Regions from separate parts of the Homo sapiens genome. Here region 2 is linked to region 1. Evidence: chromatin loops called from intact Hi-C (ENCODE). Cell type or tissue: Calu3. All regions are shown on one strand. Links, peaks and the distances in the headings refer to the core of each region. The heading gives the core; the rest is flanking DNA.

The links. Hi-C counts contacts between places; a loop is a spot of excess contacts. Peaks named below come from ENCODE experiments on the same cell type or tissue, not always from the same donor. Only the 100,000 strongest peaks of a DNase experiment are listed, where the experiment ranks them.
Region 2: it touches region 1 in a loop (3.0-fold over the local background); 3 of 110 quality-filtered maps call a loop at or near these places.

The regions. Positions count from the first base shown.
Region 1 is chr18:2,296,422-2,309,331 of GRCh38, reverse strand. No RefSeq gene overlaps it. Among named protein-coding and RNA genes, the nearest start is that of METTL4, 270 kb to the left of the region's middle. In Calu3, for the core only: no CTCF peak of the experiment used is centred there; DNase peaks (open chromatin) are centred at 4,781 and 6,231.
Region 2 is chr18:2,537,922-2,550,831 of GRCh38, reverse strand. METTL4 (methyltransferase 4, N6-adenosine) reads left to right here. Exons shown (of 9, transcript NM_022840.5): 6 at 3,303-3,477; 7 at 6,073-6,179; 8 at 6,546-6,637; 9 at 11,687-12,910. The coding sequence ends at 11,832. Among named protein-coding and RNA genes, the nearest start is that of METTL4, 27 kb to the left of the region's middle. In Calu3, for the core only: CTCF peaks have their summits at 2,941 and 3,160 (motif pointing right); no DNase peak of the experiment used is centred there.

The DNA.
Region 1 (12,910 bases), core at 2,301-10,300:
AAAACCTGCTACAAGTAAAAATACTTCCATCACTTTATTTAGGGAGATAAATATATCACTGAATTCTTCTGAGGCAGGGAATAAGCTTTAAAAAGGCAGTAGAATGTGGTATAAATAAAATCAAATGTTTCTAAAACATGAAAACACTTCAATGAATTTCAGCCCAAAAAGTATTGAACCAATATATTTGATCCATAAGCATTTATCATCTTCCAAGGTGTACAAGAAAAATCATATCAAGCCTTTGCTCAGGCAATTGCAATCTAGCTGGGGAAGGCTGACACATTCGAGAAAAGAGAAACAGATGATTAAGCACCAAAATGAGAGGAAACCTGCAACAGGCATTCAGTAAAGGATGAGAGCAGGTAAGTCAGACTGGAACAGCCTCAGAAGGACAGCTCTGAGATGGGAGAATATGGCTAGATAAGAAAAGACTCTTTAGAAGGGTGGGCATCATTGTACAAACAAACCAGTGCTTTTCAAACATCAGTGGATGCATGAATCACCTAGCAGGCTTGTTAAAATGCAGAGGCTGTACCAGAGGATGGAGTGGACTCTGCATTCTTAACCAGCTTTCATGTGATGTTGTAGGAACTATCACCAGCTTTCTGGTGATGTGGAGTCCAAGGAGAGAAACAACTTGTGTTTGGGAGACAGCAAGTCGAGGGTGTGGTGTTGAGAATATTAAGAAGGCTGATTTCAGGAGTCCAAGCACAAAGTGAGAAGGGCCCAAATTGAGATAGTGGCAGTGGCAATGGAAAGAAAAGCATAAAAGACTATTCAAAAGAAGAAGAGAAAAATGCATAACACTTGGCAAAATACACAGGGAAAAGGAAGCAGCCTCAACGATAATCTTTGCGAGATGAATGATGCCGTCGGCACAAGCAGGGAAGGTTAAGAGAAGAACTGGGTTGGGAAGAGAGGGGAGTGATGAAGTAGATTTTTGGAATGTTGAATTTGAGGTAATGCTGAATGAAGCATTCGAGAGGAATATCCAGTGAAGGGCTGGAAATGAATGTTTAGAATGGATCTATACAGAAGTCATAGCTGAAGTTATAAAGAAAGAATTCTGTCATTCTTTACAGATCAATGAAGAGTGACAGGAGCAGAATGGAGGACAGTACAGTTGGGGACATCTCCATTTGAGATGAGAGAGAGAGAGAGAGAGAGAGAGGAGAGAGAGATGAGTCCCCACTTGGTGGGAGAGAAGGGGGAGAGGTGAGGACAGAAGGGAAGGACCTAGTGTATTAGAGTATCCTTGCACTGCTATAAAGGAATACCTGATGCTGGGGAATTTATAAAGAAAAGAGGTTTAATTGGCTCTTGGTTCTGCAGACAATACAGGAAGCATGACACCAGCATCTGCTCAGCTTCTCAGGAGGCCTCAGGGAGCTTTTACGCAGAAGGTGAAGCGGAAGCAGACACATCACATGGCTAAAGCAGGAGCAAGAGTGGGAAGAAGGTGCCACACACTTTTGAATGACCACAAGAACTCACTATCATGAAGACAGCACCAGGCCATGAGGGATCTGGCCCCATGATTCAAACGTCTCCCACTAGGCTCCATGTCCAGCAATGGGGATTATAATTCAACATGAGATTTGGAAGGGGACAAATATCCAAATGGTATCACCTGGAATTGCAGATTCCCTGCAGATAAAAGTGCCCTTGAGAGTCCCGATGCCTTGTGAATCAAACCAGAGCACAGAGGTTCATTCAGCAAATCCATCAGTAGCATTCATTTCAAGGTTTTTCAATTTACAAATATTATGTATTCATAGGATAAAATTCTGAAAATTTAGAAAATACACAAGAAAAGGAAATAAAAATCAAATGTAATTTTATTACTCAGAGAACCTATCTCTTTTTGCTTAGGTATGTGTGCACACTGTTTTATGCCTTTTCCTTTGCAAACACACGTTTTTCACAAATTGGAATCATGCTATCTATACTATTTTGTGTTTGCTTTTAAAATACAGTGTATTTTGAACACTTCCCCCTGACCTGAAGCATTCTATTGTAATATACTTTTTTGTAGATATGTTCAGTTTGCCTGGCAAAGTTAGCAACTGAAAAAGAACCTGAAAAGGCATTAGCATCAAGTAAAGATTTTGTTCCATTCAGGAACAACCAGAACATATTTTTGGGCTGCGGGGCAAGAATCTATGGAGTGATTGAAGAGAAATATTTGTTGAATGAATGAACAGAAGGTGAAGATGGTGAGAAGGCAGAGAGGGGGAGGTGACAGGAGAGCAGGGGTGGCCTTGAGAGGAAACAGGTATATTTTCTGACGGAAAAATATGTATTTGGAGCTAAAGAATTGGGCTGATGAAGGAGAGAATGCTGGATGGTGTTAATATTTGCAATAAATGAATGAGTAAAGACATCTTTTAAGAAATGGGAAAAGGGAAGTTAATTTTTAGAAAAGAATAGGATATTGGCATTGTTCCTGAGAGCATAAACCTGGAGAATTAAAAACAGATGAGGCCATCATAAACAAATGAGCATTGTGTTATTGCCACATGAACTTAGAGCACTTGGAAATACAAATGATCCCATAGGTATTGCTGAGAATTAGTGGGTACACAGATTTTATTTAAATGAATTATTCAAACCTGCTTGGTCCTGTTCTCATGCTGCAGGTTCTTAAAATCCTCTGAAAATATACCCAAAGAAGAACTCTTTATTGACTGGTGTAGTTTTGAGGAAGAAGATATTAATGTGTTTTATTCCTGTGTAATTTTTTTACTTTTATTTTTTCCATAGATGTGTGACACTGGCCTCCTTTCTAGGTGAAGTAAAAGGGCTCAGACTTTTCAGACAAATCCTTTTATGTTATTCCACTCAAAAGTCCTCATTTCTTATTCAGAGACACATAGCAACAGACTTAAATACCAGCTATTTGGTCTGTTTTTGGAGTTTACTTGGTGTGTAAAAGTTATTAATGAGCATTTCTGTATTTCTGTAATAAAAATTCAGGCTGACAAGAAGTAAACAATGAATCTTTTCCATTCTTGTTTCTCGGTGATTTAAACATATATTTGTGTGTTTGTTTTTACTGTATACTGAGGCTGATAGTATAGTCATGGTAGAAGAATATTTCCAGAATAATTTATTCTATAAGTGTCAGTCAAAACCATCAGCTGTAGCCTGTCTAACACTGACCTTGGATGTAGGAGATGCCTGTTCTATTCTAAGCTCTGCAACCAAATAGCCCTGGGGTTTTGAGAAAGTTATGTGTCTTCACTTGTGGCTTTGCTGAAAGAAATGATTTGAGTTGATTATTTTTATTGTCCCGATCTAGGTCCTAAATTTCAAATCTATATTTAATTTTTCATAGCAGTACATCAGAATAATTACTACTTGTAATAATTGTGGTTGTAGACTGCCCACCTTGATACTACTGTGTAGATTATACCAAGGTGCAAGGGGAAATGACCACTGGAATGAACCCTCAAGTGGCTTCAAGGATACCATTGCTACTGCGGGTGTTGGTGTCTTAGAAAGCTAACCAGTGGTTTTAAAGGTCACCTATGCAAAGTTATTCATATTATGAGTATGTGTTTTTCCCTACCAGATAATCTTTATGACGCTACTGAATATAACTGAAAAAGATCACACGGTACTCAATGATCCTAGGAAATGGTCACGCTGTACTAAAGGAAATTAAGGCAACAAGAGCAATTATTAGAATCACAGCAGTGAGGTGGAGAAGAAGGCTGAAATGACATTTTCAATTTAGAAATTCTATTTATAATCACTGGAACTTTCCAATACTGTTCAGCTTTGGACTAACATGTTTTGGACATATTCTCGGCTTCAAAGTAAATTTATCTGAAAAGGCTTATGTAATTCTGTTCATTCATTTGAGCTTATGCAGTATTTCAGGGAAAACAAGCTGACTTTTTTTTTTTTTGAGAAAAATCTAAAGATATCTTCCCAGTATATTAAAGAATAGCTAGATCTATGACTTACATATAGTGACTTACTGACAACATGATTCATTTCAAACAAAGTTCTTAGTGAGGCAAATCTAATTAAGTAATTCTAGAATACAATCTATATTTGAATATATGTCTATTTAGAATTTCTCTGGAACAAATGCTGTTTCTGCTGTTAGTAGGAAAATAGGCACCCTTTTTATTCCAGAAAGACAGTTATTGAGAGAAAAGGCATCAGGTGATTAGAATCCCGTTTTTTTAATACAGCATTGTAACAAGGAAATTCATGTAATCAATCAGTGAAATATACTGGCAACTCTTCCATCTATTAAGGAGCAGGGGACCAGCTGCATGTTCTCCCAGATTACTTCATAAATACTTAATAACACATTCTATCATCTGGCTATTTGCTTTACAACTAGTTGGTCTGAATCTGATTTGCAACTGTGCCAGGATATTTCAGTCACATCTGTCAAAACAAAGTGCCATTGTCTCACAGAATAATAAAAGAAAGCAAAAAGTATACCAGAAATGAATGTTTTACCATTTTATGATTTTAGGATAACAAGGAAAGCTCCTCTGTTGAACTTACTTAGAAGAAATTGAAATAAGATGTAGTGCATAATTTACTTATCAAGTTATTATTGTACATGCTTGCTGGAAACTCCCATGGCAAAATGTGTAAACAAATAAAAGCAACTAATTTTTTTCAGTTTGTCAGTCTAGCTGCTCCAGAGGGATTGCTCTCCAACTAGTCAGCCCATCAGGAAATAGACATGGAGCAGAGGTAGAAAGACTTACACACTTTCTATTTATTTCTACATCAGAGGAATGTGGGCTTTCCTGTTATGATTCATATTTGATATCTGCAAACTGTGGAAATGGCTGGCCTCTTAATACCTTGTTGAAGAACGGCAGCAACAACAAATGCATAAAGTCATTGTCATTTGTGTCACAAAACTTTCCTTTGATTCTTTGGGTTAAAAAGCCCAGTAGAAGCAAAAGTTTCAGAACCTTTTACACCTCTTGGAATTTACATAATTTAACCATCTACAAATTAAATTATTAAACAGTATTAAAGGCAGGGTTCCCAGAGTAAATGATGCATCTTTGCCATTCATTTCGTTTGTCCCATTCAGTTAAATTTAACCAATAGGAAAACCTAGACTAAAACAATAATAGAAAATTACTGCAAATTAGTCAGCTGGACTTGAGAGGCACACTGTAAAAACATGTCTAATCTATTTTCCTTTGTGAGTCTAAACTACTTTTCCAATTACTTGGTGAGCCCTCTCCAACTTTACAAGGACTGTTAAGAGAGAATCTAATTAGAGATCTGTTCACTGAAGTACCTAGAGGGTCATTTTGCCAGGAGCAAAAAAAAGTTCTGCTGCTCATGAGTCATGTTTGAGGAACAGTTAGGCAGTGGACTGCCAAATGGAATGAAGATCTCCATGTTCTCCTCAAATAGTCTCAGCCTAGGGAGTAAAACACATGAGGACCCTTGGTACATATGTAGGGTGGAAGTCCAGCAAATCAGAAGTGTTAGAATCTAGTACTTCAAAAAATTTTTCACGTTTGAAAGTTTTTCCCTTTCCCTCCCCAATGATTCTAGTTGGAAATTAAATCCAAATCTTTTTTTTTTTTTTTTTTTTTTTTTGAGACAGGGTCTTGCTCCATTGCCCAGACTGGAGTGTGGTGGCTCGACCACAGCTCACTGCAACCTCCCTCCACCTCCCAGGCTCAAGGGATCCTCCCACCTCAGCCTCCTGAGTAGCTGAGACTACAGGTGCACACCATACCTGGCTAATTTTTGTATTTTTGGTAGAGACAGGGTTTTACCGTGTTGCCCAGGCTGGTGTCCAACTCCTGAGCTCAAGCAATCCTCCCATTTCAGCCTTCCAAATCCAATTCTAAAACAGGTACTGAGCACATACTGTGCAAAGCACATCATGGTGGATACAAAGTAGCAGAAGCCTACTCTGATTTTAAGGAGTGTTAGCAACAAAATGCTTGTTCCTCTGTGTGGTGAAGAAATAGCACTCGAACAGAAATTTAATTTTCTCAGCAAGGCAAGTTTTACTTCTGGAGAAGGGTGCAACTTGTGGATGGAGTAATGGCAAGTGTACATTTGGACAAGGGAGGGGAGGGGGTTCTTATTCCCCCTACTGCCGTGTCGTTCCAGTATCGGCTAGGGTTGGAGGGCACAGTCTAAGCTAATTCCCACTGGCTATTTTAAAGAGAGCAGGGGTATGACCTGGAGTGGCAGGGTGAGTAGTTTGGTGGGAGGGGCGGTTACAGAACGGGTAACTCAGGATGATTCAGGTCAGAGCAAGTGACCAGGGGAACAGATGTGAACTACTGATTAGAACTGGCGGGGAAGTTATTTACTGAAACTGGAGGCAAGCGGGTGAAGAGAACCAGAAAGTTAAAGTTTAAAATGGAGAATCAAAGAATAAAACTTAAAGTATAACAAAAAAAAAAGAGAGCTGAACATAGTGACATACTGATTCTTTGAAGAGAAACTTGGAGTTCACTATATCTAACAGGAGCATGCAGGCAAATGGAGTGTTTCTGTTTCTTTAAAGGAATGCAAAGAACAGTGACTAATCATTGACCGGTAGGACACACCTAAAATTCCTTGCAATATTCTCCCTAAATATCTGAGTGTTCCAGTCACATTCATCCTCTTCCATCGTACATGTCCTGCTGACACACACAGATTTTCACCCTGGAAACTTGACTTGCCTTCTCTTCTAGGGGACAGGCTAAGCCTGTCTTGCTCTCCACTATACCTCCAGTATTTAGTAGAGGCATTCAATACACATTTGATAATTAAATGAATGAAATCATTTATAAGCCATGCAGATTTGATTTTTAAAACCACTTTTAAGTGTATAATTCAATGGCATTAAGTACATTTACAATGTTGTGCACACATCACTACTGTCCATTTCTGGAACTTTTTCATCATCACAAAAACAACTTTGTACCCATAACAAAAAGTCCACATTTCCCCCATCCCCAGGCCCCTGTTCACCTCTATGCTATATTCTGTCTCTATGCATTTGACTATTCTGGGTACTTAATGCAACTGGAATCACACAATATTTGTCCTTTTGTGTCTGGCTTCATCAGAGCTTCATATCTTCTTATGGTTGCATAATATTCCATTGCATATATATACCACATTTTGTGTATCAACTCATCCATCAGTAGACATTTGGGCTGCTTCCACCTTTGGCTTGATGTGAATAAAGCTGCTATGAACGTTGGTGTACTAGACCCTGCTTTCAATTCTTTTGGGTGGAATTGTTGGATTATATGTTTAACTTTTTGAGGAACCACCAAACTGTTTTCCAAAGCAGCAGAATCATTTTACATGCCCCCCAGCAAGGCATGAGAGCTCCAGTTTCTCTATATCTGTATCCCTACCAACACCTGTTATTTTCTTTTTTATTCTTTTGGATTATAGTCATCCTAATGAGCATGCAGTACTATTTTGTTATGATTTTGATTTGCAGTTCCCTAATGCAAAGATGTTACAATGTTAAGTATCTTTTCATGGTTCTTATTATTCTTTAGAGAAATACCTGTTCAACAGATTTGATCTTTTAATGATAGTTGTAGTTTTATTTGTTTCTAAGGAGTAAAATCTTGGGCAAGTCAGGTGAAACTTTGGTTATCTCTGTGTTGCCTGTGGGGGAATGTTCTGGGTAAGATGAAAGTCTGTTCCACTGTAGAAACATCTGTTGTTTTTGCCTATATTGCACCCATTGCCCCTTCTAGTAACATACTCTGATTTGGCTTTTGCTTTGAGGAATATTTTTTTCATCTTGGTGGCCCTGTCAATCAAGATAACAACCCTCTCAGCCCAATAAATAGTCATGTGATCAAGGTTAGGCCAATCCGATATTCTCCCTGGAATTTAGACTCTGTACTGAACAACCCAAAGGATTTGATTGAAGTTGATTCATCCTGATTTACCGCTTTTCTATTGCTACTGTGACAACTTTCTACAAACTTGGTGGCTTACAAAAACATGACAATAAATATTGCCTTATATTAATAATTCTGAAGGTCAGAATTTGGACAGGGGTTTCACAGAGCTAATATTAAGGTGTTGGCAGGGCTGTGAGGAGAAGCTGTTTCCTTGTCTTTTCCAGCTTCTAGAGGCCTCCTACTTTCCTTGGCCCCTTTCCCCTTCCTCCATCTTGAAAGGCAGATGAAATCTTTTCATAGGGCCCCTCTCTGATGCTGCTCCCATCGTCACCTCTCCTCTGACTCAGCTCGCCTGCCTCCCCTTTCCACTTTTAAAGACCCTTGTGATAAAATTGAGCCCACCTGGGAATCCACGCTACTCTCTCTGCTTTAAGGTCAGATGAGTAGCAATCTTGATTCCATCTGCAAGCTTAATCACTCTTTGTTATGTAATATGAAATATTCACAGGTCCTAGGGAATAGGATGTGAGCATCTTTGAGGAGGGCCATTGTTTTGCCTTGAAAAGTCTGTTACTATCTCCTTCCCATACCTCAGGAGTGCCCTGGTTGTCATCCTGAGGACTGATTTTTGGAATTCTTTTCTGATTCTGTAAACTACTTTGCATTTTTCCAATAAACTTACTCTTTTTGCTTAATTTAGCTGGAATTTGCCCCTTTTGCTTTTGAAAAAAGAACCCAAATTGATATACATGCTTGTTAGACTCTCTAGCTGATAGATAAGGCAGCTAATAAAAGAGCCAATTTCAGCCTTATTCTCCCTCTGTACTTGCTTCCTTTCTGATAGAGGATTCCAGTAAGACAAGGCAGTGCAGAAGTTTGTGCCTTAGAATCGTGTACCCTTTAGCAAAAAGATCCAAGGAAGATATTTAGAAATGAGACTTTCTACATTAAGTTGATGAAGAAGGCTGAAGCTCACTGCACCTCTCTTATAAGTAACAATGAACAGTACTTGATGCTGTTTGTTCGTGCAGGAAGGAAGCACTGAATAAGAAATATTCAAAACCAAGAGCAGAATACACAAGAAAGTAGGAGTTTCTGTTTGTGTATCTACTGTATAAAAAAAGACATAAACCATAAAAATTGAGTCCTACCAACTAGTATTGTCTTGAATCTTATCTGTTTTTACTCTTATCTGCTTATTTGTGGGACTAATATAGCCACTTAGTTTTTTAAAGAAAATAATGTTAACATAATTTATCATTTTTCATCCTTTCAATTTTATCCTACCTATGTGTATATATTTAAATGTGATTCTTACAGGGAGCACATAGTTGCATTTTGCTTTTTAGAAATCTAATCTGACAGTTTCTGCCTTTTAATTGGAATATTTGGACCATTTATTTATACTTAATGTGATTGTTGATATGAATACGTTTAAGTCTCTCTCGCTGTTTGTTTTCTATTTCTGATGGGAAATCATCTATCTTCCTTCTCTTATTCCTCTCTATGTAATGTGTTACTTTGAAGATTTTCTCTTTATCAGTTTTTTATTTTTTACTTATTTATTTATTTTTGAGACAGAGTTTCGCTCTTATTGCCTAGGCTGGAGTGCAATGGTGTGATCTTGGCTCACTGCAACCTCCGCCTCCCCAGTTCAAGCGATTCTCCTGCCTCAGCCTCCCGAGTAGCTGGGATTACAGGTGTGCACCACTATGCCTGGCTAATTTTGTGTTATTAGTAGAGATGGAGTTTCACCATGTTGGTCAGGCTGGTCTTGAACTCCTGACCTCAGGTGATCCACCAACCTCGGCCTCCCAAAGTGCTGGAATTACAGGTATGAGCCACTGCATCTGGCCTCTTTATCAGTGGTTTAGACTGATTTGGTTCCCTTTATAAATAGTTTTGACTGGATGTTGTTTTCTTTATGTTTCCTCTGCTTGGGGTTTGCTGAGATATTAGATGTGTTGGTTTATAGTTTTTATCAAATTTGACAAAATGTTGGCCGTTATTATTTTTTACTTTGAAAAAAAATTTTTTTTTAGAGCAGTTTTAGGTTTACAGTAAAACTGAGAGGAAGGTATGGAGATTTCCCATATACCTCCTGCCTAAACACATGCATAGCTTCCCCCATTATCAACATCCCTCACCAGAGTGGTACATCTGTTACAATTGATGAACCTACAATGACACATCATTGTTACCCAAAGTCTGTAGTTTACATTAGGGTTCACTCTTGTTGTTGTACATTCTATGGGTATGGACAAATGTGTAATGACATGTGTCCACCATTACAGTACCATACCCAGTATTTTCACTGCCCTAAATCTTCCCTGTGCACTGCCTATTCATTCCTCCCTCACCCCTTACTTCTGGAAACCATGGATCTTTTCACTGTTCTATAGTTTTAACTTTTCCAGAATTTCATATACTTGGAAACTGACAGCATGTAGCCTTTCTAGTTTGACTTTTTTTCATTTAGTTATGTGCATTTAAGGTTTCTCCATGTCTTTTCATGGCTTGATAGCTCATTTCTTTTTAGTGCTGAATAATATTTTATTGTCTGGATGTACCATAGTTTTTCCATTCACCTACTGAAGGACATCTTAATTGCTTCCAAGTTTTGGCAATTATGAATAAAGCTGATGTAAACATCCATGTGCAAGTTTTTTTGTGGATATGTGTTCAATTCCTTTGGGTAAGGACTAAAGAGTGCAATTGCTGTACTGTATGGTAAGAATAGTTTTAGTTTTGTAAGAAACTGCCAAAATGTTTTTCCCAAGGGGTTGTACCATTTTTCATTCCCACCAGAAATGAAGGAGAGTTCCTCTTGCTCCATATCCTCATCTGTCTTTTGTGGTATCAGTGTTCTGGATTTTGGCCATTCTAACAGATGTGTGGTGGTGTCTTATTGTTGTTTTAATTTGCATTTGTCTGATGATATATGTCGTGCTGCATCTTTTCATATGCTTATTTTCCATCTGTATATCTTTTATGGTGATGTGTCCATTAAGGTCTTTCAACCATTTTTAAATCACGTTGTTTTCTTGTTGTGGTTTTAAGATTTTGCATATTTTGGATAAAAGTCTTTAATCAGATATGTCTTTTGCAAATACTTTCTCCTAGTCTATGACTTGTCTTTTTCATCTCTTCATGTTGTCTTTCGCTAAGTAGAAATTTTTAATTTTAATGAAGTCCAATTTATCAGTTCTTTCTTTCACAGATTATGCATTTGGTGTTGTATGTGAAAGGTCATTGCCAAATTCAAGATTGTCTAGATTTTCTTCTATGTTATCTTCTAGGAGTTTTAAAGTTTTGCATTTTACATTTAAGTCTGTGATCCATTTTGAGATCATTTTTGTGAAGGGTGTAAGGCTTGTTTCTAGATTCATTTTTTTTGTATGTAAATGTCCAGTTGTTTCAGCACCTTTCGTTGAAAAGATTATTTTTTCTTCATTGTATTGCCCTTGTTCTTTGTCAAAGACTGGTTGACTATATTTATATGGGTCTACTTCTGAGTTCTGTATTCTGTTCCATTCATCTGCTTGTCTATTATTTGTCACTATCACTGTTTGGATTCCTTTCATTTTATAGTAGTGTAGTATCAGTCCTCCAACTTTATTATTCTCATTTAATATTGTGTTGGCTATTCTGAGTCTTTGCCCCTTTATGTAAACTTTAGAATCAGTTTCTTAGAATCTATAGAATAACTTGCTAGAATTTTGGCTAAGCTCACATTGAGCTTATATATCAATTTGGGAAGAGCTCACATCTTGACAATATTGAGTCTTTCTACCCATGAACATGGAATATCTCCCAATTTCTTTCTTTCTTTTTTTTAAACAAAGTTTTATGGTGTTTCTCATATAGAGCTTGTACATATTTTATTAGATTTATTTATTTTTTCTTTTTTTTTTTTTTTTTTTTGAGATGGAGTTTAGCTCTGTCACCCAGGCTGGAGTGCAGTGGCACAATCTCAGCTCACTGCAATCTCTGCCTCCTGGGTTCAAGCAATTCTCCTGCCTTGGCCTCCTGAGTAGCTGGGATTATAGGCACATGCCACCATGCCAACCTAATTTTTGTGTTTTTAGTAGAAATGGGGTTTCACCGTGTTGGCCAGTGCTGGGATTACAATGTGAGCCACCATTCCTGGCTGATATTTTGTAGATTTATTTTTAAGTATTTTATTTTTAAGGGGATGCTAATGTAAATGGTACTGAGCTTTGAATTTCAAATTCCACTTGTTCATTGCAAGTATATAGGAAAGTGATTAACTTTTGTATATTAACCATTGGTTAAAAAAAAAAAAACTTCAGTCAAATTAAATTTAAAAGAGTTTATTTGAGCAAAGAACAGTTTGTGAATCAGGCAGCCTCCTGAGCCACAGTGGGCTCAGAGAATCCAGCATAGTCAAGTGGTAGAAGATTTATGGATGAAAAAGGAAAATAATGTACGTAAAATGGAAGTGAGGTACAGAAACAGCTGGATTGGTTACAGCTTGGCGTTTGCCTTATTTGAACACAGTTTGAAAAGCTGGCCACATGTGATTGGCCAAAACTTGGCAATTGACACAAGAGTAGTCTATAGTCTGTTTACATCTCCACTTATTATAGCTCATGTACAGAGAAACCTTCAGGTTGAACTTAAAATATGTAAGGAGGCAGCTTTAGGCTAAATTTGATTTAACACCTTGCATCCTGAAACTTTGCTGTAATTGCGTCTTAGGTCTCAGTTTTAATGAATGGATTCTTTTGAATTTTCTACATAGATAATTACGTCATCTGCAAACAAAGTTTTATATTTTCCTTCCTTATCAGTATATCTTTTTTTATTTAAAAATTAATTTAATTGATACATAATAATTATACTATTTATGTGGTACCTAGTGATGTTTCAATACTTGTCCCTAATCTCCATAGTGATCAGATCAGGGTAGTTAGCATATCCATCATCTCAAGCATTTATCATTTTTTTTTGTCTTGGGAAAATGCAATATCCTTTTAGCCATTTAAAACTATAAATTATTGTTA
Region 2 (12,910 bases), core at 10-8,009, 240 kb before region 1:
CTACACTGATTGTCCCAGGAATGTCCTTTGTAGCAAATAAAAGTCTGGATTATACATGTTCAGTTGTCATACTTCTTCAGTATCTTTTGACTCTCTTTCTTTGACTGATTTTAATTTGTATCCTTACCCCTGAGAAATTGTAACTATGAATATAAAAGCTTTCAGTAAGTTTTGTTAGTTTAGCAAATTTTTGATCCTATGGGTGGCTTTGGAAACTACCTTAACTTGCAGTTGGTTTTAGAAGTGAGGTGTCTTCAGGACTGCACCTTCAAACTTTGCAGTTTGGCTAACTCTGGGTGATGTATTTTTATTAATAGTTCTCTTGGATGTGTACCTAGAAGTGGAATTACTACACCATGTAATTCTATCTTTAAATTTTTGAAGAGCTATCAAACTAATTTCTACAGTGCCTGCACCATTTTATATTCCCACTGGCAATGAGGGGTCTAGTTTTTCCACATTCTCACCATTTTCTTTCTGTTTTTTTGCATACTTTCCATTGCATCACATAAATATGCATATTTTAGAATTTGCTCAGTGATTTCCATGAAATTAGAGCTAGAAGAGGAGATATGAATATTTCCTCTTTCTCCACACAAATCAACCCAATTAAATTAAGGCAATCAAGGAATCTGCAGTTACTGAAACCATGTACTTTCAAATTTTTGACCTGACATTCTTCATACTGTAGCAAAATTAGTTCCTTCATCACTTCGATTATGAGAAATACTAGTCTGCGGGAAGAGCACTTGTTTCGATGGCAGGAAACTTGGGTGCTTGAGATCTGAATTCTTTTGCTTATTTATTTATTTATTTTTATTTTATTTTATTTTTTTTGAGACAGAGTTTCGCTGTTGTCGCCCAGGCTGGAGTGCAATGGTATGATTTCGGCTCATTGAAACCTTCACCTCCTGGGTTCAGGTGATTCTTCTGCCTTAGCCTCCTGAGTAGCTGGGATTACAGGTGTCTGCCACCACACCCGGCTAATTTTTTTTTTTTTTTTTTTTTTTTTAGTAGAGATGGGGTTTCACTATGTTGGCCAGGCTAGTCTCAAACTTCTGTCCTCAGGTGATACACTTGCCTCGGCCTCCCAAAGTGTTGGGATTACAGACATAAGCCACCACACCCAGCCCTATTTGTTTTAAGAAATACTTATTGATTGTCCCTGACATACAGTTGTCACATGCTAGAGCTGGATTCCAATGTTTGTTGCATTTGGCCATTAGGAAGTCATTTACTTTTTTCAGAGTAGGCATAGTGGTAAAAGTCTCATTGGAGTCAACTAAGGAATAAAATAAAGGAGATAAAGTAGGATTTGCATACAAGTCCTTAGCTTAGTTGTAGATAGAAGGTGATGGAATTGAGGGAATTTCTCTTCTGTATTCTCTGTCCTCTTCTTTCTCCTCTCCTCCCCTCCACACCTTTTCCTCTCCTCTTCTTACTCTCTCCTCCCTCTCTCCTCCTTTTCTCATCTTCTTTTCAAATGAGATAGGATAATCATATTTGTAGGTTGATGGTAAAGAACTACTAGAGAAGTTGAAAATAGAGAAGGAGGGGATAATTGGTATTACAAGATACTAGCATATGGGACTAAGAGAATACAACCGGAGGGATAAGCTTTAATAGGTGAAATCATGCCATTTCCTTTAAGAGGAAATGTATGGAAATAGATAAGTAAAGGTATATAAAGGAGAGGGGTTAGGGTTGGGTAGTTGAGGGAGGTTGGCGGCCTTTAGTTTTACTGATGTATGAGTTAACTTTACCTGCTAAGAGAGAGTTTGGTCAAGGGATCTGAAGAGTGGTGAGGGTTTGTGGTACTTGACCAAGGATGAGTAAAAGAATTGATGAGTACTTTAAGATCCTGATAATGGATTTTATAAACTTTTAATACCCAGTTCTTCCGCATTTTCTTCATCTGATTTTCCCTATACAAACAAGTGGAATAAAATTGTGATACTGATTTAAGATGGGAGGTTTGCAGGAACTGTGAGGTTGAAGGGTAAAGGGAGGATGGGAACTGAGAGTGCTAGTGAGAAGACAATGAAACGATTGGCGGTCCACGGGGAAGAAGAGCAAGTGTAATCAGGAATAAGCTGCTAGATAAGCTCAAAGAGTAGGTGAGGCATAGCATGTTATTGCCAGAGATTGATGTTTATGGTTTCAGAGAAGGAGCAAGTGTGAGTGATGACAGGGTCCAGGTTATGGCATTGGAGTGGATTATGGAAGTGGGATGAAGGCAGTTGTATTTGTTTAGGTGAAGAATAGTTGAAGTATATACATTATATGGATTGTGCTTTGAAATTGTTCAGAATAGTGGCCAGTTTTGTGTTGGTGAGGTAGTGGGATCTCAGAGCTTAAGTCCTTATTGAATATGTTGAGGATGAAATGGATTCAGTGAGGAACAGTAGAGGTTAACATAGCTGGATAGCATACCTCTCAAAGAGAACAGGGTTTTTTTTTGCAAAGGTGGATGAGTTATAGCCTAGAAGCAGCAATGGGGGAGCCAGGAGAATAATGACTTCTCCCCTTCCACTGAATGTTGGAGAAGGGGCCATATTCATTTGATTGAGTATTGTAGAGCAAGTAGTATTTTTGCAGGACAAACTAGCCATTATACTCTATGGCCAGGAGGTACAAGATTATAGATTTTGTTTTACAAAATGAAAATATGAGGGCTTTAGAGAACCCAGTGGAATTGACTGAGAAGGCAAAAAGCAAGATGATAGATTAGGGGTTGCAAATGCAGTGGGGTGGAGATGAGGATAGGTGAGATGACTCCCTGTGAAGGAGTCAGCATTTTGTGCAGGGTTTGAGGATTCTAGGGCTAGGAGAAGCTTCATTGGAATAGATTGGCTTTAGCATTACCAATTTTGCAACACTGATTTGGTGCCAGGTAAGGCTTGTATGGTTTGACTTAGGTTATTGAGAGACTCGTTTCAAGACTCACTGTGACAGGGCTCCTGTGTAACGTAGAGTATGGGATCTAAACAACAATATTTGCTTAATTTTGAATTGGAGAAAAAAATATTGTTAATAGTAAAATTACTGAAATGTAATGCATTTAGAAGTGACTAAAAAAAAATACAGCCTGACGATTTTAAACTAGTTAAAAAAAAGGTGATTTTTGTCTTGTGTGTAATAATATGTCCACTGGGTGTCACTGTGGCTTTATATTTTGCTACACAAATAAATAGCAGTAAGAGCTTTGCATTTGTGGAGTCTGTGTTATGCATGTCTTATCCCTGCTTAGTTTTCTTCTTTTGCAGTGAATTTTGCTCATCCTTTTTTCCGTTTATTTTTAGGTACAGTTATTTGTCACCCCTGCAAATACAGCAAATACCTATCCCTAAATTGGCTGCTCCAAACTGTCTTCTTGTTACTTGGGTGACCAATAGACAGAAGCACCTACGTTTTATAAAGGAAGAACTTTATCCCTCTTGGTCTGTGGAGGTAGTTGCTGAGTGGCACTGGGTAAAAGTAAGTTCAGAAGTTAGCTTATTTGTTAATACAGCTTGATAGAAGTCACATAAAGGTAGCATCTACTTTGTAATGCTCAACATGTCACTGCTGTACTCCTTCAACATGGGCTAATTCAGACTTTTGCTTTGCTGCTTACCACTTTTATATTTTTATTCTCAAGGCTATATTTTTTTTGTATGTCTTTTTGTAATGGGGCCTCAAACTGCTGGCTTTGGGAAGTCAGTCTGGAAGATATCAGGATAAAATTTTTAAAAGCTCTGATTTTGTCTGTAGTTTAAAAAACAACAAACAAAAACTTTGGGGAATTGTGTATCACCAAACATAGAAATAGTCTTACTCTTCATCTTCTTCCCTTTATATACTCACAGTTTCAACCACCCTTTGTGATTTCTTTTTCTTATTTTGTGGGGGATGAGGGCAAGGAATAGCAAAGTAACCCATTGTAGAGGGGATGGGAAGATGCCAGAACCAAGAACCTTTTATGCTCTAAATCTTAACTTAGGTCCTCAGTGCCTTTTGTGCTGCTGTGCATATTTTTGAAAGAAATGATTTGGACTCTAGAATTGGTTGAATGATCTTTAATATCTCTGCATGCTACAAGATTACCAAAAAATACAGAAAAATAAGGCATCAATTTAGAGTTCATCAGGTTTCCTTTTAAAGATACATTGACTATTTAGATGATTTCTATAAACGCCTTTCTAAATTTTGAAAAGATAATCCAAGCTATTATTTTAGTGTTTAATGTTTATATTGCAAGCATACTCATTTTTGACACAGTGGAGTTGTACTTTTTATGGCTTTGTGTATACTTTTTCATCTACTGGAATATCTTCTAAAAGCTGTGTACAGTAGTTCTCCTTATCCTTGGGGGGATACATTCCAGGACCCCTAATGGATGCCTGAAACCATGGATGGTACTGAACCCCATATATAATTTTTTTTGTATACATACATACCTATGAGAAAGCTTAATTTATAAATAGAGAGATAAACAATAACTAATAATAAAATAGAATATTATAGCAATATACTGTAAATGTTATGTGAATGTGGTCTCTCTCTCAAAATATTTTACTGTACTGTACTTACCTATCTCTGGACTGTGGTTGACCATGAGTACCTGAAAACCTGGAAAGTGAAACTGTGGATAAGGGGGGACAAGTGTATATTGTTTATTTATACCTATGTTATGGGACTTGACAAAGACTTACAGTTGTATCTTTGTTTTCATGCTGTACTTTGGTCTTAGTGTTGGTTGATTTGGTATAGGACCGTGATAGGAGTATACTACCCTGTTCCGTCTTGCCTATTATGATAGTTCTTTTATAGTCAGAAACTGGGACCAAAGTCAGGAGGAGGTCACCTTTTGAAATCAAACCCAGTAAAATGTTAATACATAGAAACTAAGATTATTAATCCGTAGTAGTTATCAGTTCTAAGAGATGGTATGATAAGACCAGAATTTAAAACATAAATATCATCTATTATGTTATATGAAGCATTTATTAGGCAATTATACATATTGTTATGATAGGAGGGGTAATGTGCATTGAGTATAAAAACTACCCAACGTGCCAGTATTTATACAGCACTTTTTGTAGGATATGCTGTGTCTGATTGGCCCTAGAGGAGATAAAAGACTTTCTGATTACTGAGTTGGTTGTTTAGGTACATTGATATCGGATAAAGAGTTTCACAGATATCAGTATTCTGACAGTGAAAATGTATATTCCCATGGTAAATTAATGAATTGATATTTTAAATTATTTTTAGTTTGATTAGCTTAAATGAGTCTTTGAGAGTATGATCATCCCAGGGTGAAATGTGAAATTGAATTTCTGAATTTATAATGCCAAGGGCCAGTCTCTGGACTAGGTATTGTCTATCAACCACCCACTTTCTATCCTTATTAATTTTGGCTTTGACAATGTTTAATGATACTATCTCGTGTAACTAAAGGGAAACGTGTTATTATGATCTACTTAGTCATATTGCAATTCATTTATTAGTTCATTAGTAATTCATTTATTAGTTTATTTGCATGAACTAATAAATTACTGATGACATGGTTTCCAGGAATCAATTTTAGTTAAGAGTAGAGATTGTTTTATGTGCAAGATGATAATGAAGTTATATTTGAAATATTTATATGATATTTAATAAAAATCTCTTATAGAAGCAGTGTCTAATATGGTAGCCACTAACACATGTGACACTTCAGCACTTGAAATGTGGCTAGTCCAAACTGAAATGTACTGTTAAGTATAAAATACACTTTGGATTTCAGGCATAGTACAAAAGAAAGAATGTAACATATCTCAGTAACTTTTTTGAATTGATTACATATTGAAATGACAGTATTTCAAGTATGTTAGACTGAATTAAATATATAATTAAAATTGATTTCATTGCATTTTTTTTTTTACTTCTTTTGGTGTTTCTATTAGAAAATTTAAAATGATAAATGTGGCTCACATAGTATTTTTACTGAATATCACTAGCCTGGAGGTTTAATTTCTTTTGTGTGTGTGTGGAAGCTCTATAGTGATGGGAAAAAATAACCCTCTTTTGTTGGCTCCTTCCTATCAGATAACCAATTCAGGAGAATTTGTGTTCCCATTAGATTCTCCACACAAAAAGCCCTACGAAGGTCTTATACTGGGGAGGGTTCAAGAAAAAACTGCTCTACCATTGAGGTAGGAAAGGTGATTTTTCAAAATTGTATACATGTATTAATTTTTACGCTTTTAAAAATGATTAGTAATCATTGACTTTTTAAAATGTTTATGTTTTTGAAACTCTGAAAATGGTCCAGTGTAGAAAAGAATGGATGGTATGGCACAGGAAACTATATTTTGTTTTATCTAGTGTGTAATTGTCATTATTATAGAAAATGAAATTATAGGAATGTCTCAATACTTAAATTGTTAATTTCTTTCATTGATTGTAAAATTTGTGTTAAAATCAGATACAGAAAGAGAACAAAAATCAATGCAGCTGTGGCTTATGTATAGAAAATTGTTTTTTAAAATATAGTTTACTTTCTTGTTCTGTTTAATTAGGAATGCAGATGTAAACGTGCTCCCCATTCCAGACCACAAATTAATTGTCAGCGTGCCCTGTACTCTTCACTCACATAAGCCACCGCTTGCTGGTATGTTTTTATAAAATAGAATTGTTATCACTTTTGTCAAATTTGAAAAAAAGTGTACATTTAGTATTTAAACGGCCTACAGATTCGGAAATTAAGTCAGACGTAGGTTGTTAATGAATATTCTAAAACTTTATAGCAGAATTCATAGCAGAATTTGCCTATCTCTATGAAATAGAGAATAGATTAGTTTTATGTTACTCAGCTTTTCCAGTTATACCATTTTTCAGATTCCCCTTGCTATCAGTTGCTTCCCATCACTGGGCTGACACAAAGAATGCTGATGGGCATCTGAGGATGCAGTTCAGCTAGACCCTTTATTTTACTACCGGGGCTGTATCCCTTGCTTGTTCTAAAACCAGGAACTCAGAATAGTAGTCAGAGAAACAGAAGTCCCTTGATATTTGGTTAGTGGCTCTCAGTTTTACGTTTTTTTAAAGGTAGTGTTGCTTTTCTGGAACATTGACAGGTAATTGCTGCAGCCTGCAAATTCTCACTAGTCTTAATGCTTTAGTATAATGTTTATCATTCAATGAAACTATGCAGCAGGGAATAGTGGGGAATTTGGCTTTAGAAATGGACTAATGTGATTTTGAATCCTGGCTCTGGGAGTTGGGCAAGTCACTCAAATATTTTTCTGTATCAAAGTCCTCATTTAAAGAGGGAATAATGATATTTAGTCCTCTAGAGTTGTGAGAATTAGTTATATTTAAAGTTCCGTAGCATGTGATAGAAGCTCAATGAATGCTAAATTTTTCAAGTCAGAGTTTAAAAACATAGAAATATAAGTCCTTGAGAGATACTGAATTTGATATTCAAAGTTTACTTTTCAAAGGATTTCTTCAGGAATACATATTTTATTGGTTTGGTAATTTCTACCAACAAAAAACTGCTACAAGTTACCACTCAGGAAAACTACAGGAGCTTATGTTACCTTGCAGAATATGAGGCAGTTTATGACCTGGGAAATGGAGAAAGTGAATACAAATTCCTAGAGAATTTTTATTGCTAGCACTTAGGATTTCTGTTATCTTAAATAGTTTATGGAGAAGGGTCCTTTTTTAATTTTTTTTTTTTTTTTTTTGAGATGGAGTCTCACTCTGTCACATACAGTGGCCTGATCTTGGGTCACTGCATCCTCTACCTCCTGGGTTCAAGTGATTCTCCTGCCTCAGCCTCCTGAGTGGCTGGGCCTACAGATGTGTGCCACCATGCCTAATTTTTATATTTTTAGTAGAGACGGGGTTTCGCCATGTTGGCCAGGCTGGTCTCAAACTCCTGACCTCAAGTGATCCGCCCGCCTCGGCCTCCCAAAGTGCTGGGATTACAGGCATGAGCCACCGCACCCAGCCTCTAGAAGGGTGTTTATAGTATTACTTCATTTGAGACATATACAGATGTCTACCTGATAATCCATTCTTTGACTAAGAAGGATTCTCAGTGAATAATCGATTGCCTTATGCTTCGGACTGTCATAGACCTTTAATGCTTTAATATATAACTCAAGTGAAAGTGAGATTGCATTGTTCCTCATGAAAAAAAAATTATACTTGGCACTAGTAATACCTGATTATATATGTATATGTATTCCTCTCATTTGAATTTTATTTATCACTTGGTAACAAAGCTAGTGTTTGTCTCAAACCTTATTTTTTTCTTTTAAAAATTCAAAAGCTAAGACCATAAACTTTTCATTCTGAAATGATAGTAAACTATTTGTCAATTCCTTTAAAATAAAATAAAGTTATATTTAAAGATGAGCCTCAGGAGACAGGTTTTAAAATAGTGAATAAACAGGAAGGGGAACATCACACTCTGGGGACTGTTGTGGGGTGGGGGGAGGGGGGAGGGATAGCATTGGGAGATATACCTAATGCTAGACGACGAGTTAGTGGGTGCAGCGCACCAGCATGGCACATGTATACATATGTAACTAACCTGCACAATGTGCACATGTACCCTAAAACTTAAAGTATAATAATAAAAGAAAAAAAAAATGAGTCTTGCCCTAAAGCATTACAGCTTATATCTTTGAAATGCAGTTCTTCCTCATTCCCAGTAGAGAGCAGCACAAACACATTTTTAGCATTGAAAACATTTAAAGACAAAAGTTAGATTCTGGAGGAAACATCTGAATAACTCCATATATATATAAAATCTTATGTTTTGGTTAAGTAGTGATAGGAAATATTGTAATATTTTATTTTTGAGTTCATGTTACTGTATATATTTTTAGTATAGTTCATGTTTCTATATATTTCAGAAAGCATCTCTCAGATTTCTGCAGTATATTTTACCCTGAAATCATAACTCTAGGGGTTTGGGATGATATATATTCTGTATATAATGCTTACAGCTTTTACATTTAAATATTCTTAAACTGTTTTATGCAAATTAATAAAATGAAATGTTTTCTCTTTTGTATTTAGAAACACCCTGATTTTTTTTTTTTAAGTTTAATTGGTTATTTCTGTTGCAAAATGTAGGAGACCACATTGGTAGCATATGGCATTTCAAAATGATACATTTGCATAAGTTTTGAAATTTTCTCCGATTGAAAGATAAGCTATCAATAGCTATGGTTTACAACCTAACATTATAAAGTGATATTGTTTGAAGATTTAAGGTAGGAAAATCATGAAATAAAGTATTTAAATCAAAATTTTAGCTTTCACATTTTACCTTAGAGGAATTTCCACTTCTTTTTACTGCTTTACATACTAACAGTTTCCATCTGAAGAGTGAAGTTTAGTTGATGGGATTATATGCACTGATGTTTGGGCCACTTCTCTCTTACTCCTGCCCCATGCTTTCAGAGCAAAAACGAAATGACTAGCTGTGCACAGATTGCATCCGCTCCATTAGTTAAAGTGTGTTTTACTAACTCCAGATGTTATGTAATTGTTGAAGTTTATGTGTCATACTCATGTTTAAATTTATACATTCACATTTATTTTTAAATTAATATTTAAAAACCAGAATAATCCATTTTTATTAATTTGCCTTTATTTCTTCTCCCTTATTTTGAAATAAAATAATTGTAGTTAACATTATAAAAACACAACTTAATATTCTGTTTTTCTTAACTAGAAAGGAAAAGAACCATGCAAAAACTTACTACATTGAGAAAATAGGATGGCAGTAAATGGGTTTAGGTTGTATGTATTTTTCCACTCCATCCAAGTACCTGGCCATTATTTTCCATTAGATTGTAAACTCTCATAAAACATGGATATTCTGCTTCCTTTGTTTAAGTTTTATAACACTGATTATAGTGGGTGCTCAGAAGAGGAAACATTTTTGACTGGCTGACTCCAGTTTAAATTTCTAAAATAGGGTTGCTAACATCTTCGTACCAAAAATCTGAACAAATGAAACAAAAACAAACAAAACCTTTCTTCAGCGTAACCTGAGACCACATTAAAGTGAACTGAGGCTGGTGAGGCGTTAAATTCATGGGAAGAAAATGGAAAAGTTCTTCCATGTGGGGTTATTTCCTCCAAGACTCTAGGGAAATCTTTCTCTTTCAAGGTTAGTAGCATTTAATTTATGCACTTAGGAAAGGGTTAGAAGCCTTCGTGCCAGTATCTCCTAGAACCCATCAAAGCCCAAATTTGAGTTCACTTGAATTATAGACAGTGAAACCTTTTAATTCTTCTTTGATTTTTGCTAAACAGGACCAGTACTTTCTGACAGATGAACAAGTATTTTGCTGTGAGAGCAACTGAAGAACATGATGAAACCTAAAATATTTGATATATTCTCTTTTAAACCTTACCTGTCTCTAGTATTCCTAAAGAACCCTTATCATTCCTAAATTTGATAGATTTCTTCCAAGCGCAATCTTACATAGCAATTATGAACCATATTTTACCTTTTCTAGTGATTTTTCTTATCTGAATTTTATACCAAATTCCTATTAGGTGGTTAGCATAGCTAACCAGCAGCATGATCAAGATTAAATTGATTTAAGTATTTGTCATCCAATTGAGTGAACATGTGCTTTTCAAAAAGTTTCTGTGTTCTTCTTTTCTTTTAGTGTAGACAACAGCTCTTTAGCCTACAGCTCTTTCCCCAACAAAATACAATGTTCAGTAGTTATTAATACATTGAATAATACAAGGAATACTTAACTGTGGAAGTACCATGATGAAATTTTAGGTAAAGAAGGATCTATAATTTGAAAATGAAGAAATGTTTTTAGTGCTACCAATTTACTGCTAAGGGGGCTAGTTATTTAAATGTTAGTTATTTGTTCTCAGTATTTCTATCTCTATCCAGCTCTTCATTTATTATTATTTTATTAAAGTTTATATTGCAGACAGACTTTTGTCTTTTTTTTTTTTAAATGGGTTGTTTTTCAATTTTTTTTAGAGCTCTTTTTCATGTATGGGTTATATTTATTAAAAATAAATTGGCTGGGTGCGGTGGCTCCTGCCTGTAATCCTAGCACTTTGGGAGGCCGAGGCGAGTGGATTGCCTGAGGTCAGGAGTTCGAGACCAGCCTGGGGAACACGGTGAAACCCCATCTCTACTAAAATACAAAAAATTAGCTGGGAGTGGCGACGTGTGCCTGTAATCCCAGCTACTTGGGAGGCTGAGATAGGAGAATTGCTTGAACTCGGGAGGTGGAGGTTGCAGTGAGCCGAGATTGCACCATTGCACTCCAGCCTGGGTGACAGTGCGAGACTCTTGTCTCAAAAAAAAAAAAAAAATTAAATAAATAAAGTTAATACTCAGGAGATATATCAGCAGTATTGGAAAACTGAAAAGTCACCTAGTAGGTGTTAAAGTCCTCATTTCTCATCTACAAATGAAACCAGTAAACCAGGACTATGGAAGTTCAGATGATATTGTTCCCAGTCTCAAGGGTACTTATTTTAAATGGCTTTCTAACTATAAATAGTAAAGCCTGTGATGAAATCCTTGAAATTAATTTGCTGTCTTTTAAGAACAAAATGAAATATTTCTCTGTTTCTACTCTTAACTGCTAAAAGGAAGTGGATTCCTTCCTCAATAATAATTTTTGTGTTTTTTCTCTTTTTTAAACAGAGGTTTTAAAAGACTACATCAAGCCAGATGGGGAATATTTGGAGTTGTTTGCTCGAAATTTACAGCCAGGTTGGACTAGTTGGGGCAATGAAGTTCTCAAATTTCAGCATGTGGATTATTTTATTGCTGTGGAGTCTGGAAGCTGACTATGATCTTGATTAAAGTAGTGGTTTCTTCATTGTTTCCTCACCACTTTTCCCTTAATTCTAAGTCATTTTTTTATTTTGTTACCAACCCATATTCTTAGAATATAAACAGGACTTGTTTTTTTCAGTAAGGGACCAGAAGTGACTAGCCTTCATGTAATTTTAAGATGAATTTTACTTGAGTTGCACTAACATTCTATGTTATTCTAGACTATACAAATTAAGTGGTAAGCAGTTATAAAGACGGCAAGACCATGCTATTGAAAAAGTTCAGAAAACATACACCGTGGACCAGAGGTCTTAATCCTATCTATGGATGTGTTTTGTGTGACCCATACAGTGTTGTAAAAAACACTTAGAACCATTATTCTAAAAAATGGGGCTATTTCACATTAAAGTCCAGATTTCTGCTTCTTTTTAAACATCAGAGGCTCTGGCTACACAGAGGCCTTTGTTCTTTCCTGGCATCAGTCTGCAGGACCAAGCGGTGGTGGCTCACTTGGGAAGAGCCTTGTGCTCTCCACTTTGCCACAGTACCACTGCCACCATGCTGCTCACTTATGTCATCCACTTGGCCCTTGTATGACCTGAATTTGCAACCTCTGGTATACTGTTATGTTCTGGAGAAAATATTCAAAGATCTGCCAAATACTGCATTAGTATACTGAGTTTATACAGCATTTTTGTAGGGTTTTAAATTGCATTCAAGGTCACTTTCCAAGCACTTTCTGGTTTTGCTTGTTTTTCTAGAAGAAAATGAAAAGCTATTCCTTATAATAAACATGGCAGCAAGTAAACAGTGTGATTGTGAAAAAAATATTATTTATAGATTTTCTACAAATAAATATTTGTCTACCAAGTAAAATATTTTGACTGAAATGATTCTTTGAAATGCATATTGATTTATTATGTATTGACTTTTTAAAAATTGAGGTATAATTTTCACAAAATTCTCCAATTTTCAGTGTCAAATTCAGTGAATTTTGAAAACATATATACAGTTGTCTGTCTGCCACAGTGATCATGATACAGAACACTTTCTTTACCCTGAAAACTTCTCATTTTTCCTTTTGCAGTC